Regions from separate parts of the Mus musculus genome. Here region 1 is linked to region 2. The links are chromatin contacts, found by POLR2A ChIA-PET in ENCODE. All regions are on one chromosome and are shown on one strand. Each heading gives the region's core, a stretch centred on a gene start or an enhancer-like site at or near the end of the contact. The rest is flanking DNA. Distances are from core to core; before and after follow the strand shown. Region 1 holds the start of Tmem126b (transmembrane protein 126B). Region 2 holds the start of Hikeshi (heat shock protein nuclear import factor).

Region 1 (6,603 bases), core at 3,344-5,843, 530 kb before region 2:
AGTTTTTTTTTTAAAGAGAATATAGTCAGCCAAAAGTCCGGCTATAAAAGATTTTAGCCATGAAATACCAATCTCAATTTTAAGCATGGCAATAAGATATATAACATCATCATATTTTAGATTTCTGAATTATATGCAACAAAATATAAAATATCCAGCTTCCTTTCTGAAGATATGCTGCCAATGCTCGTATATGAAAATAATATTTCAGTATATGATAAACATGTCTTTATATGAACCTGGTTATACACTGAGAACAATTGCAAAACATCAGGAGTAGATGTACACAAGTATAAAAGATACCCAGAAGACAACTAGAACATGTTTACAAAATCACAGACATGAAAGGGATCTATCACAAGTTAATAAAAGGAATTATTGCCTTCCCATACATAATAATTATGATTTTTTTAAGTTGAAGAATAAAACTTCATTGTACTAAAAAGTCCTATTGGAACAACTTAAACCAGCATTTTCTACAGAGAGCATGAAGCCCAAACTATCACTACCTTTTGTTGTAGGATTAATAACTCAACAGGACACTCTTTCATTCAATTCAAGGAGTGTCTGCAGCTCTCTATGGTCTTGCATCATATCTTACTTTGAATTAACTTTACATTTTTACAAACAAAAATATGTCAAAGATTGTTCTATAGGTTTAATTGTGAGTAAATCAAGCTACTTCTACAGATAATAGATTCCTGAAGTCTAAAAGGAAACTCAAGAAAAACAATAACAATAAAACAAAAGAGCCTTCAGTTGACAAAACAGGTCTGTAAGCATGTGCAGAGATGAGGGTGGGAAGGAAAGGTGAAATTGATGCATTTGACAATGAGTGGTTATCTTAAATCACAGTGAGTCAAGCTCATCCTAGCATATTGCATATCTATACCATGGAGCAATAAACTGAGGAAAGTATTCATAAGAATGAAGGACAGTCTTACCTAAAGAATCTAATTTAAAATCTCAAATACTTTTCTTATATTGTAGAAGCAGTAGACATAGCAATCTTAGCAATTAGAATAACAAAACACATGTAATAATTTGACTAGTTGCCTCTATTTCAAGCTATGTTAATATTAATAATTTTAATTTATATTGTTAAAGAACAATATAAATTCTCTAGATCAATTCATTATAGGTTAATGTTATTCAAATATATACCCTTTTAGAAGAATTTCTTCATAACCTTTAAAAATTTAATCTCATTATATCCACTCACTTTTTAAAGAAGAAAGGAAGACAAAGAGAATAACTAAATTTTCTCTTGAACTATTAACTTTCAATAATATGTGAGCAATTTCTGGAAGTTTTTTAAGAAACTGAGCCTGTTGGCTTTAGAACCCCTGAGTTCAGTCTGTGGACATGTTCATCAATTGTGGTTCTCCTCTTCTCTTCCTCCCTTCCTTCTCTCTCTGTCACTTTTAATTATAAGCAATGAAATAAGGTACTTCAAAAATATTTATCAGCAGAAATGGTAGAAAGTTAAAAAAAAAAAAAAAAACCACACACTGAGTTAAGGAAATCAAAGACATTGTTTATTGGCTACATTTCCCAAACCTTTCTTTCTTTATCCATATAAACCAATCATGTCCAGGTACAGCTCCAAAATATCAAAGACAGCTCACCTCTTTCAGTAAGTAGTCTCACGGGGAATGATAAAGGAGGAAACAATTCCACTTTTCAACCCCAGGGTGCAAAAGTACAATTCTCGATGGTTCAACAGTTTCTGATAGCTCTGTCCCCCTTTACATGGACTATTTTCCCAAAAAAGCATCTCATTGACTGTGTTTTTAATACATCTTCCAAACCCAGAAGCCAATGGATTAAATAACATAAAACACCATATGAATTCTCTAGATGTAACCTACAGTTTAGGTCTCTAATTCAATATCATAGCAATCAACATAACTGGACAACATTCGGATCTATACTAGCCCAGAACAATAAACTTCAAAGGTAGTCTAAATTTTTATTCAAAATTCTCCATAAACTTTATTACTGATGTCATCTGTAAAAACATAAAGGTCTCATTTCACTAAGCTTCTGTGGAACAAAGTTCATCTCAGCTAAGGTGAACCCTTAAGCTCTCTGATCTATAATAGACCATGCTCCAGGAACCCCATGGGATTCTGATCAAAGTGATAAGGGTTACTGAAAGGAAGAAAAGAGCAAGTATATGCTTTACTTGAGGGAATTTCCCAAAACATGTTACTGAATAATAAAATAAACTATCAAAGTTGTGAATTACCACGGAAGGGAAGACATACACTGGAATAAACTCAAATATGAAGTCTATTTTTAAGTATAAGAAATAAAGCTATGATTTTACAAATGTTGCCTTATGTTACACCTACATAATCATTCAATAAGTATCAAGCTCATGGGGAAAAACTCCACTGTACAAGTTTCTTTTTAAAAGATTATTTAAACTGAGCTTTAAACCCCAAACCTATAGCACCGAATCTATTCTGATTACAAATGGTGACATTAACTACCTGGTTCATTAATTTACATATGTCTATAGTATTACCTTAACTTTACTATAATAAAATATTACTGAAAAGGTACTACTGAGCAGATATTCATTGCAGTAAATATTTACTCAAAACCAGGCAAAATTTTGCCCTGCAATAGAATACAATTTAAATTACAAAAACCACAGCCAAGAAAAAGGAAAATCATATGTTATGTATGAACCTCATAGCCCACCTTTCTTCTTGACTGGCATTCTTGGGTCTCTCCACTGACTCTGGACTCAAGATCTCTGAGTTTCAGTCTCTGCTTGATCCAGCTGAATGGAGATGGAACCAGGTTAACTGTTGCAAATCTCTTCACCGTTCAGCCTTGATATCCAGGCTGAGTCTTCTATTTCAAATAAAGAAAAAAATGATGCCTTTCTCCACAACCAAACATTACACTGCCCAAGGTCTTCAAAGAAAAAAATAGCAAGTTTTTCAATTTTTGTAAAATATATATTCTTGTTTTAAAAGCTGAGAAAGTTATCTTATGCATAGAAAATGTTACTAAAACTCCTCTTCAGGCAGCAACACTTTTAGATGTTCAATAACTAACTCAATTAAGGCACAAACCAATTTTAGGACGGTTGACTTATTAATTTATACATGTTCGACATGGTTCGTAATAAAGAGCATCAATTTTTAGGAAAAAGTTTAAACTTCCCCTTCAAAAACACTTTTAAAAACGTCTTACTCTAGTCTTTTCAGGGGTGTGTGAGTTTGGACAGTTTTCTGGGGGCAAAAGAGAGATTCAAAGGCCCCCTTCTATTTACTGGTTCTGTTTCTCGCCCCTCAGTAAAACACTATCCAGCTTGTCACTTTCCTATTTTTCTTCTGTGGTCTCCAAGCCCCCAAGGCTTGATCCTTAATGCCCCTCAGATCCTGATCCTCCTGTGTATTAACTGAGAGGATTGAAAAGAAGGAAGGCAATCCCTTGGCATGGAGACATTAAAGTGACAGTGCTATTCAATGGGCACTTGATGCAGGATGATTTGGCGAAGCAGACTTCTTCACACTGGAGTCATTCACATCATGCCATCTCTTCGCAAACAAGCAGCTTCCTATCCGGCGAAGAAAAACACTGAGGCTGCTGGAAAGGAGAAACCAAACCTTCCCCAAAAGGTGTTTTCAGAGACGCTGTAGTAGTATTAGGCATGCAATCACACACTATGCAAATAGTCCGCGATTTCCTAAATGAGAGTGCAGCTGTTTGGCTTCCACATCCACCCTTTCTCAGTCTCTCTCCAATCTACCCACCTTCCTTTTGCAGAAAAGACATTTCTCTGCCACCGCTGGCCACCCCTGCCCACACCCCGATCTTATACAGAAGAGCACCGAAATGTCCTGCACCCTCCAAGCGATGAAGTGTTTCCTCGGGCAAGAGAAACAGCAGCACTAGAAATTATATAACTCTCGAATTTGGCTTGCCTAAGACATGGAGACTGGAGGGTCGGGGGTTGCGGGTCTGGCAGACGCTGCTGGGCATTTCACGTGCACGGAAGCGCGCCTGGCCTCCTCGCAGCACCATCCACCCCTAAAACACTGGCCGACCAGGGCTCTTCGGGGGAGCAGGGAAAAGGGATATTTCTAACTGAACCCTTTCCAAGCGGGGCTTGAGGGTGGACTATGGGGACTGAAGACTGTAGAGAGCAGGCTAGCCCGTGCTGCTGTGGCCGCGCCGGGGAGACGGGCTGGAGGCTCTGAGGAGGAACCTTAGAAACCACAGCCTTAACACACCGACCGGGCCGAAGGAACTACCAGGGCTCGGTTACCCCAGCCGCCCTGAGAAGAAGGCGCGCAGCAACAGGCCTGCGCCCGAACCGCCCCTGGTTCCCTTCAGGTTGGCCAGGCTGACAATTTGGCAGAGGACAAGGCAAGGCTGGCTAGGGGCGGGCCCCTGACCCTGAGCCTTCCTCGGAGCCAATGAGAGATCGCACTTCTGCGACGCCACGCCCAACCTCCGCCCGGCTGGAGGGCGCGGCTTTTGACTGGGTGGGGGAGTACCGGACTAAAGGTACGAGCTGTCAGACAGCTGCAAGTCCCGCCCCAGGCGCTCCGGCCACGCCCTCCTGTCAGTCACGTGAGGCGCTAAGATGGCGGCGTCCCAGCGACCAAGTTGGTCCGAGTCGAAGGTTGCTGGTGTTGTGCAGGAGGGAAATAGGGAAGCACCCCAGGTAGGCGGAAATCTAGGGTGGTGTGGGTCGCCTCCTCGGAGATGATGCACGTGAAGGATTTGAGCAAATAGAACCGAACCCGACTTTATGTAGAGTGTAATCAAATCTCTAGTTCCGAACAGCGTAGACCTGAAGTCTACGCCGATTAAATGCAGCTTGTTTCTCTTTCTCGAGGACCTTTCTTCAATTACAAATACTTTATCGCCTTACCCCACCCGGCCCGACCTCCAGTTCTCTCATTCTGTTTAAGTCTCCTGCATTTTATTGATTTGATGTGTTCTGACTTAACGCAAGGTTATGATGGCTTCTTGAATGCATTCACTTTTTTGATTACCCGAGAACCTAATATCCACCACGGCTGGACAAATCATGTTGAATAAAATTCTGAAGGTCAAATAATACACTTAAAGATACAACACACACACACTTTGCAGGCCATACGCCCACACAAATGCACTTAACGTGTATAAGGATGGTGATCTAATCAGTTGAGTGACTTTGAACTTCCTTAACTCTCAGATTAAACGTTGGTTGTGGCAAAAATCTTCATTTTCAGTTCTTGCTGAAAGACTTCCTTGGAATCTGATGATGGAGCACTTGTCAGGCCTGAAGCCCAGGCGTCTATACCAACAGCACAAAAATAAGTTAAAACAAAACAAAACAAAAAACTCTGGGCAAGTTAATAATCTATATCTCCTTAATTAAGGAGAGTGTAGTGAAACCCTTGCAAATGCCAGATGCCAAAAATATTTGCTGTTGCTTTTGATTATTTCAATATTGACTGTCCTGCAGCCATAATTGTGGGTACCCTTTTCCCCAAAGCTGTCTTAAAGGCCTGGAAATTTTCTGTGGGTGGTGAAGAGGGCTGTTCAGGGAATTGGATGAGAACAGAACAAAAATTTCTCTACGTTTTTTTGATTAGCCATGATGCTATTAATATCTGCCTTCATCGTACACTAGATGGATTGGTTAGAGAATCCTCCTTAGAAAATACTATTTCTTCTTCCATTTTTCCATTTGGATAGCAGAAGGAGGGGGGAGCAAAAGATGTAAGTCTAGTCCCCCCCAAAAAAATATAATTTGTAAAGTATTTTATGCCTGCTCTGCCCACCCCCCTTCTCAGCTATCTTAAAGAACTGACTTAAATGCTGTGTTGTATTAAGGCAGAAATACTGGTCTTTTGATCAATTGTATACCACCTTAAGAAGATCAAGGAACCCATTCTTTGTGTGTGTTGATTTCCTGGAGTCAGGCTCCATTTTTTTTTTCATTAATTTTAGGCTTATTATATGCTCATCACTTATAAATGTTAGCATGTCATCTGTAATGAACCTTTGACTTTATAACTTCTCATGGATTAATCTAGAAAATGTAGAGCAAAAAATAAAAAGCACTGAACTTTGAATCAGTAGACATCTCACTGATGAAATAAGTAAATATTTAAAACCAGAATTTTGGATTTGTAGGAAGTGTCCATATATCTTTGTTTGAATGAAATGGAATACTCGTAAGATACATAAAATGTCATAGTACCAAAGGATTTAACAAGTGTTTCCAGAGACCCAAAAGTCTTATGTATAGCCAGAAACTCAAAAAGGAATCTGGAATGGATTTTCTAATCTCTTGGTGAAACTCTTATGGTTCTTAATGTGGGCAACTATTGGCTTATCACATGGGACACAGAGACCTTACAAACCCTGAGTTCATTCCCTTTGTCCAGGCTTCACAGTATAACCCATAGCTATTTCTGACAAAGACCCTGCCTGCTTTCTACCCTAGGCCCTACTAGAAAACTGAATTGCAACATAAAGTCCAAGATAACTATGGTGCACTCCCTCTTCCCAGGCTGGAACAGTACCCAACTCTGACTTGTTGTTGTTGTTGTTGTTGTTGTTGTTTCTCCACTTTCT
Region 2 (7,306 bases), core at 1,040-3,539:
ATCACAGACAAATGAAAACGTTGCCTAAGAACATATAAGTTGAATAGTATGAGTTGCTCCTAAAGTCAGAACATGCACAGAACCCAAGGTGGGAAGTTATACAGGAAACCCTGCAAAGTGAATCACTGACACTGAGCGGGAGTCTACCCACTATTTAGTATTTCACAGGTAAGAACCATCAAAGCGACCCTATTAGGTAAATCCTGATAATATTCCATTTTAAAAATGGTGAAAGCCGGGCATGGTGGCGCACGCCTTTAATCCCAGCACTTGGGAGGCAGAGGCAGGCGGATTTCTGAGTTCGAGGCCAGCCTGATCTACAAAGTGAGCTCCAGGACAGCCAGGGCTACACAGAGAAACCCTGTCTCGAAAAAAAAAAAAAAAAAAAAAAAAAACCAAAAAAAAAAAAATGGTGAAAAAGAGACAAGAGAATGTTAGGTTAGCCAGTGTATCATGCAGCTGGTAAATGCCTGAAGTGAACAGAAGCAATCTGACGGCCAGTGGTCTTACTACGTACATCCTTTCTAGTCTAAGTTCAGGAGGCAGAGGCAGGCGGATTTCGAGGCCAGCCTGGTCTACAGAGTGAGTTCCAGGACAGCCAGGGCTACACAGAGAAACCCTGTCTCGAAAAACCAAAAAAAAAAAAAAAGAAGAAGACTTGCACTGTTTGCACTGGGGAAGAGAGACCTGTTATGGCTGGTGGTCCATGCTCAGATAGATCAAGCTTCGAAAAGACTGTGTTCTTTCCTCATGCAAAAGGCACAGGGATTAAAGCTGAAAAAGGGAGAATGAGTGCGGTGGCGGTGGCGGTCGATCCTTGGTGCTACTTCCTTTAGATAATGTTTTGTGTTTCCAATGAGCCTTTTCTGGAAATGCATCCAGAACTCAAAGGACAAGTCAGTCAGTTATGGGGCTGTGTGTGTGTGTAATGCCAGCCCTCGGGAGGTGGAGGAGAAGGATCAGGAATCCAGTATTATCCTCGACTACACAGCACGGTCCAGGCTAGTCTAAATTATGCAAAACCTTGTCTATTTAAAAAACAAACAAACAGAGAGACAAATAAATGAATAAAAACAAACAAACAAACACCAATCCCAAAAGATGAGCAGCAGTGTCACACACTTTTTTATTTTTTGGCTTTTTGAGACAGGGTTTCTCCGTGTAGCCTTGGCTGTCCTGGAACTCACTTTGTAGACCAGGCTGGCCTCGAACTCAGAAATCTGCCTGCCTCTGCCTCCCATGTGTGGGATTAAAGGTGTGCGCCACCACGCCCAGCTAGTATCAGATACTTTTAATTGTAGCATTTAGCAGGTAGAGGGAAGCAGATCTGAGTTTGATGCCAGTCTGGTCTAGAGTGAGTTCCAGAACAGCTCAGGCTACATCGAGAAACCCTGTCTTGGAAAACAACTCCCCAAAGTGAGAAAACTTAGATTATTATTTTTTTTAAAAGGCATTTTTACAACAAAACTCCCTAAGCAGCACCAGACCCTATTCTTAGTGGCAGTTATCAATTAATTCATCATTTAATCCTTCCAGCAACCCAATAGGTCTATTTGTCTCAGTTTGCAGATGATTGACTGATGAAGCTGTTATATAGCTTGCCTACAGTTGTACAGCACATTAGTTGGGGCGGGGAGGAAGCACAAGTGAAGCACTACAAGAAATATAAGCAAGAACACAACTACGTGTTAAAACTAGTATTTAGTGGGGAAAAGGACTTCTGGACCTCTATAGCTTTAGTGGTCCACGCCTATAATTCCAGCAATTGGAGGCTGAGAAAGGAGTGCACAAGTTCGAGGTCTACCTGGGCTAGGTAATAAGACACTGCCATAAAAATGAGATAAAAATATATTAACATTTTTGATATAATGTTTGTCAGGAAGAATGCAGTAAGTTGGTTGCAACTTGAATTTACGCTCCAAAAATCAATTTTTCAAGCTTCCGGGCAGGTTATGCCGAACCAATTGCCCTCCGTATAAAACGGAGATAATATTTATCCCATTAAGCTTTTGAAAGGAGAGGCTGGGTGAAACGATTCTGGCAAAGGCGTATTGTTACTCCTAAAATGTTACACAACCGCCAGAAAGGTCTTCTCCCAGCACCACCTTTAGAAACTTTGACTCACACAGGCACGGAAATCATGTACTATCAGTAGTAACTTTCAAATTCTCCCGGCTCGCCCTCTGGGAGGCTGGCGCACTGCACTATGGGATTTGTAGTCTTAGCGCGATACCAGCTCCTCCTTACTACCTTAGAAGGAGGAAATGGGTGTAATGACCCGGAAGTACTCGTTCCGGAGAGGCGTGCAAGTTAGGAAGGAAGGGTCAGAGGTCGCCGGCCCAGATGCGTTCCTGTGTTGTTATGTAGTGGAGGGTCACGTTCCTTCCTGCAAATTCTGGAAGGTTCTTGAGTTCAATTAGGACAGTGGCTGCGGAATTCCTGGTGTCCGGCCTGAGGTGCCCGCTGGCCTAGCAGAGGCGCCGAGGGCGCTGCCATGTTTGGCTGCCTGGTGGCGGGGAGGCTGGTGAGGATGGCCCGGGCGGTGGCAGGAAGGGGTCGGTGACTGAGAGCTGGGTGGTGGCACGGTGCACGGCGCTTGGAACGCGGGGAAACCTGGTCATTGTGCTTTTTTTCCTGGGCGTGTGCGACGGACGGGCAATGGGACGCTGGCCCCACTCTTAGCTGTGTTTGCGAGGCTGTCAGGATGTGACTGCATTTTGTTGAGTGCGGATTTTGTTCCACCTGCTGGGTTGAGTGCTGTAGTTACTTGTTAATTTCAGCCTTCTGTACGGCATTTCGCCGTAACCGTGGTAACTCGTGAGCTAGTCTTTCTCTCTTTGCTGTTCAGGAACGTACACTCAGTAGATAGTGTAGTAATTACTCTTGTAAATTGATAATGCTACTTAGAAGTAAAGCTGAGATTTGTAATCTAAAGCTAAGTGGTTTTCGGAAAAATTCAATTTTCCGGACAATGAAGGTGTTTTGTTTTGTTTTTCCTTTTTGGTGTCTTTGGAAGGCCCCCCCCCCCCTTTCAGAAGTTTACCGACCCAGTTTAAAATACAATAATTGCAAGTTGCTTAATAGAAATGACTGAAATTTAGGTGTGAGCCGTACCTGTGATAACTAAAGGATTCGAGTACAATGCTTTCTTTTTGGTCAGAGAGATGCCCTTGCTTAGCCAGAGCCTTAGAATGAAATGAAATGAAATGAGTGCGGGAGTGGTTGAGGAGTAACCAGAGTGAATCTTGTTTGCTCTTTAGAAACCAGCGATGTATCCGTCTTGAGACGTGACTCCTTTCTCTTTAGAGCTATTCTTGTTTTGTTTCTCCTTGTTTTGTTAAATACTGCAACCTCTTTGTTAAATTGTGCCTCACGTGTGGTAAGCGAGAGCTCCACGCCTCCGTTTTCACCAGCTTTTGATAATGTATTCTATACACGCTGCTCTTAAGAAAAACACGTGGTTCCAAGAAACCATGGACTTCTGTCTGCAGTGAATGGGAGGCTCCTGTGGAGGTGAGGTAGTGCTAACCCTGGTCAATAGCTTTTGGAATGTCCCAGTAGGAGCTCTGGGGTTTGGAAGATGAAAGAAACAATTTGAGAAGAACGTGTTCCTCAGATGTCTGCCATTAATAAAGCCCAGCTTCGTGTCTTACACCTGTATTTCCAGCTCTTCAGAAGGCTGAGGGAGGAGACCCACAGTTGCAAGGCTAGACCCTGGCTCTAAAACAGTGGTGGGGTAGTTCAGTAGTTAAAACACTTTTTTCCTGTCTTTTTTGAGACCGGTCCTTCTCTCTGTACGCCTGGCTGGCTGTCCTAGGACTCTGCAGACCAGGATGGCCTTGAACTCAGAGATCCAAGTGCTGGGTTAAAGGTGTGTGCCAGCACAGCCAGCTCAGAATTATTGTAAGCCCAAAATGTGGCCTCAAACCCCATTACCACAGAACGAAACAAACCAATGAAACCCTATGTAGAGTCTGTGTTATGTTGTGAGCTAATCTGGAAGGGAATTTCCGGCTATATGCTTTATTTGCCCAACATTAAATTTATATGATAAATATCCAGTGGATATTTCTTTAAGACAAGATTTTTTTGGGGGCTTGGAATTGTATATCATTAGACATAAATGAAAATGAAGGACAAATAGAACTACTAGCATCTCAGAACTTAACTCCATTCTTTTGCTAGAAAAACCACCTATTGAAACTTACAAACCTAATTTTCATTCTTTGAGTCTTTTCTTTTTCCTTTTATTTCTATAAGACAGGATTTCTCTGTGTAGTTCCAGGTGTCCTGGAAGTTTGCTCTATAGAACGGGCTAGCCTCAAACTCAGATCTGTCTACCTCTGCCTCCCCAGTGCTGGAGGATTAAAAGCCTTCGTCACCACAACCTTAGGTTTTTTTTATAACATTTATTTATTTGATATATTTAAGTACACTGTAGCTGTCTTCAGACACACCAAAAGAGGGCATCAGATTCCATTACAGATGGTTTGTAAGCCACCATGTAGTTGCTGGGAATTGAACCCAGGACCTTTGGAAGAGCAGTCGGTGCTCTTAACTAGCCCTAGGTTTTTTTGTTTTCTTCTTAAGGAAAAAGAACTCAAAGAAAGGAAAGATTCTCCTACCCCCATTTTTTGTTTAATTAAAGTCAAGGATTAGACTGTGTAGTTGGATATGGTGACACACAGCTGTAATTCTAGTACTTGGGAGGTGGAGACAGGAATTTGAGGTTGGTCTTGATTGACTATGTAGATCACTCAAGGCCAACTTGGGCTACCTGCATAAGATCCTGTCTTTTAAAGGGGATTGGAATGTGGTACACATTTACAGAATGTCTCTTGCCTGTGCAATAAAAGTTGAAACAAATACTTATTTTGCCTTATGGTTATTTCCATGTCTGTGAATACTATAGCTTCTCACACCTTCCAAGAAATATAGGTGCTAAAACTTGGCGAAATTGAATTTAGCACTATAGGAAATTTTGGATTATATTTTTGCTTTTTTTTTTTTATGGTGGAAAATTTTAAGTTGGGTCAGTAAATTTCCTAAAAGGGAATCAGAACTTGACCTTAAACACCCAGTCCTAGTCAAGTCAGTTACTTGTACCTGTAAATCTGACACCTGTGAAGAGAGGCAGAGAAGTAGGAGTTGAAGGTCATTCAGGAGGCAGCGCCAGGCCTGGTCCACAGAGAGTTCTAGCTAGGACAGTCAAAGCTACCTAGAGAAACCCTGAGTCAAAATAGAAATCAACTAATTAAATGTTTAGTCTTCAGAGTAATTGTAGTGATGTAGAGTTGTTGTTTTGATGAATAGCAATTACAGTTTAAAGAAATACAGAAACCTAGAATAAAAAAACCAAGCAAACATATAAGCTAAAATGTAGACAGCTTGTTTACCTGAGTTCTCTCAGAATTGCTATCTTTTTAATGATGCATATTGATTCAGCAATATCAGTACATAATAAAGACAGAACTTAATGTACTGGAACCAGCAGCCTTAACCTCACCACACAGGAGAATCTCATGGTGGCTTCCAACTTGCTGTGTAAGCCAGGGTTGGCCATGATGGTCTGATTTTCCTGTCTCTTTTTCCAGGATGTATGTGCCACCATACCTGGTTTACCACCAACCCTACCCTCCCCCCCCCCCCCCCCACCCCAAGCTGAGGCCTGAACCTAGGGCCTTGCTCTTGTTAGGCAAGTACTCTACCACTGAGGTAAATCTCTACCCCCTACCAATTCTTAGGCTTCCCCAAAGTAAAGTTTTCTTTAGTTTGAAGACTCAGTGGTCAATGCTAATCTTTGCAACTAGAAAAGAATTAGGTTCCTGAGGATTCAGCATTTTTTATACTTTTAATTTTTTTAGTTTTAATTATGTTATTTACATTCCAACTGCAGTTTCCCCTCTTCTCCTCCAAATCCTCACCCGCACCTACTTTCCCTCTTCTTAGCATTTTTTTTTTTTTTTTTTTGGTTTTTCAAGACAAGGTTTCTCTGTGTAGCCCTGGCTGTCCTGGAACTCACTTTGTAGCCCAGGCTGGCCTCAAACTCAGAAATCCGCCTGCCTCAGCCTCCCGAGTGCTGGGATTAAAGGCGTGCACCACCACGCCTGGCTTCTTCTTAGCATTTTTAAACATCTTGTTATTACTTTATTTCATATGTATTTGACTTTAAAAACATATGTATTATTGAGCCGGGACTGATAGTATACAACTGTAATCTCAACACTTCATGCTAGAGAGTTAAACTCATTCTAAATTAGCAGAAGGGATGTGGCAGATTTACATAAGCCAGTACCAGGCCAGCCAGGGTTACTTAGCAGTATCTGTTTCCAACTGAAACCACTCTTGATTGATTAATATTCAACTCACAGCCTAACACCATTATACCTCATACCTGAAGAAAAGTGTAACAACATTTTTTTTTTCATGGAGGCATTTCATAGTTATTTTGCAAGTAGAAACATTAGAAATATTTTGTAAAGTGTGGTCATTTTAAATATCAAAATTACAACAAAAGCACAAAGTGGAAAACAAGGCACTAAAAAGATTGCAGAAAGGACATTTGTTCACACATAGGGCTGAGACAAGAAGGCCCTACACAGTCTCGTTCCATTTTAGCTGGAAGTGGTTTTGGTAAGGCAACTTAATGTGTTTTCTTGTTGTTCTGCCCCAGAAAGTTGGTCAGTGATGGGAGAAATGCAAGCCTTGGCTTTGGGTTATAAATAAATTTTAGTTGATGAATTTACAAATCTAGACTCTTAGAGTAATTGAGTACCCATTTTAGTTACCTGACACTCTATCCTTCAGATTGAGGATAAAATCCTAGGAGTGTTTATGTGAACATACTTTTTTTCCCCTCCTTCCAGGGATTCCCCCCAACCCCATCCTCCCTTTCTCTTCAGAAAAGGGCAGGCCTCCCATGAACATCAACCAGCCATGGCATATTAAGTTGCAGTGTGACTAGGCTTTCCAGTAGGAGGAAAGGGTCCCAGAAGCAGGCAGCAGAGGCAGAGACAGCAGCTCCTGCTCCCACTGTTAGGAGTCCCACATGAAGACCAAACTGCACAGTTGTAATGTACAGAGGGCTTAGGTCAGTTCCACGAAGGCTCCCTGGTTTGTGATTCAGTCTCTCACACTTTCTCATTTTTACAAGGCTTATGTATTTGAGTCGGCATCTCATGTGGTCCAGGCAGCCTCAAACTTGCTACATAGCTGAGAATGACCCCCCAAGTCCTGGGATTCTAGGCGTGTGCCACTATGTTCTTAAACCATAGTTATTTGTTTTTGTAGGTAAAAACTCAGGGAG

The links. ChIA-PET counts read pairs that join two places held with the same protein, here RNA polymerase II (POLR2A).
Region 1: POLR2A ChIA-PET joins it to region 2 with 10 read pairs in embryonic stem cell. The contact joins the promoter of Tmem126b here to the promoter of Hikeshi in region 2. POLR2A ChIA-PET finds 5 or more read pairs at or near these places in 2 of 5 experiments (Patski and embryonic stem cell).

Annotation. Positions count from the first base shown.
Region 1 is chr7:90,473,985-90,480,587 of GRCm38, reverse strand. Tmem126b (transmembrane protein 126B) reads left to right here and starts at 4,593. Exons shown (of 5, transcript NM_026734.2): 1 at 4,593-4,693. The coding sequence starts at 4,613. It also overlaps a transcript of Dlg2 not described here.
Region 2 is chr7:89,936,187-89,943,492 of GRCm38, reverse strand. It overlaps Hikeshi (heat shock protein nuclear import factor), which reads left to right and starts at 2,289. Exons shown (of 5, transcript NM_026304.3): 1 at 2,289-2,524. The coding sequence starts at 2,495.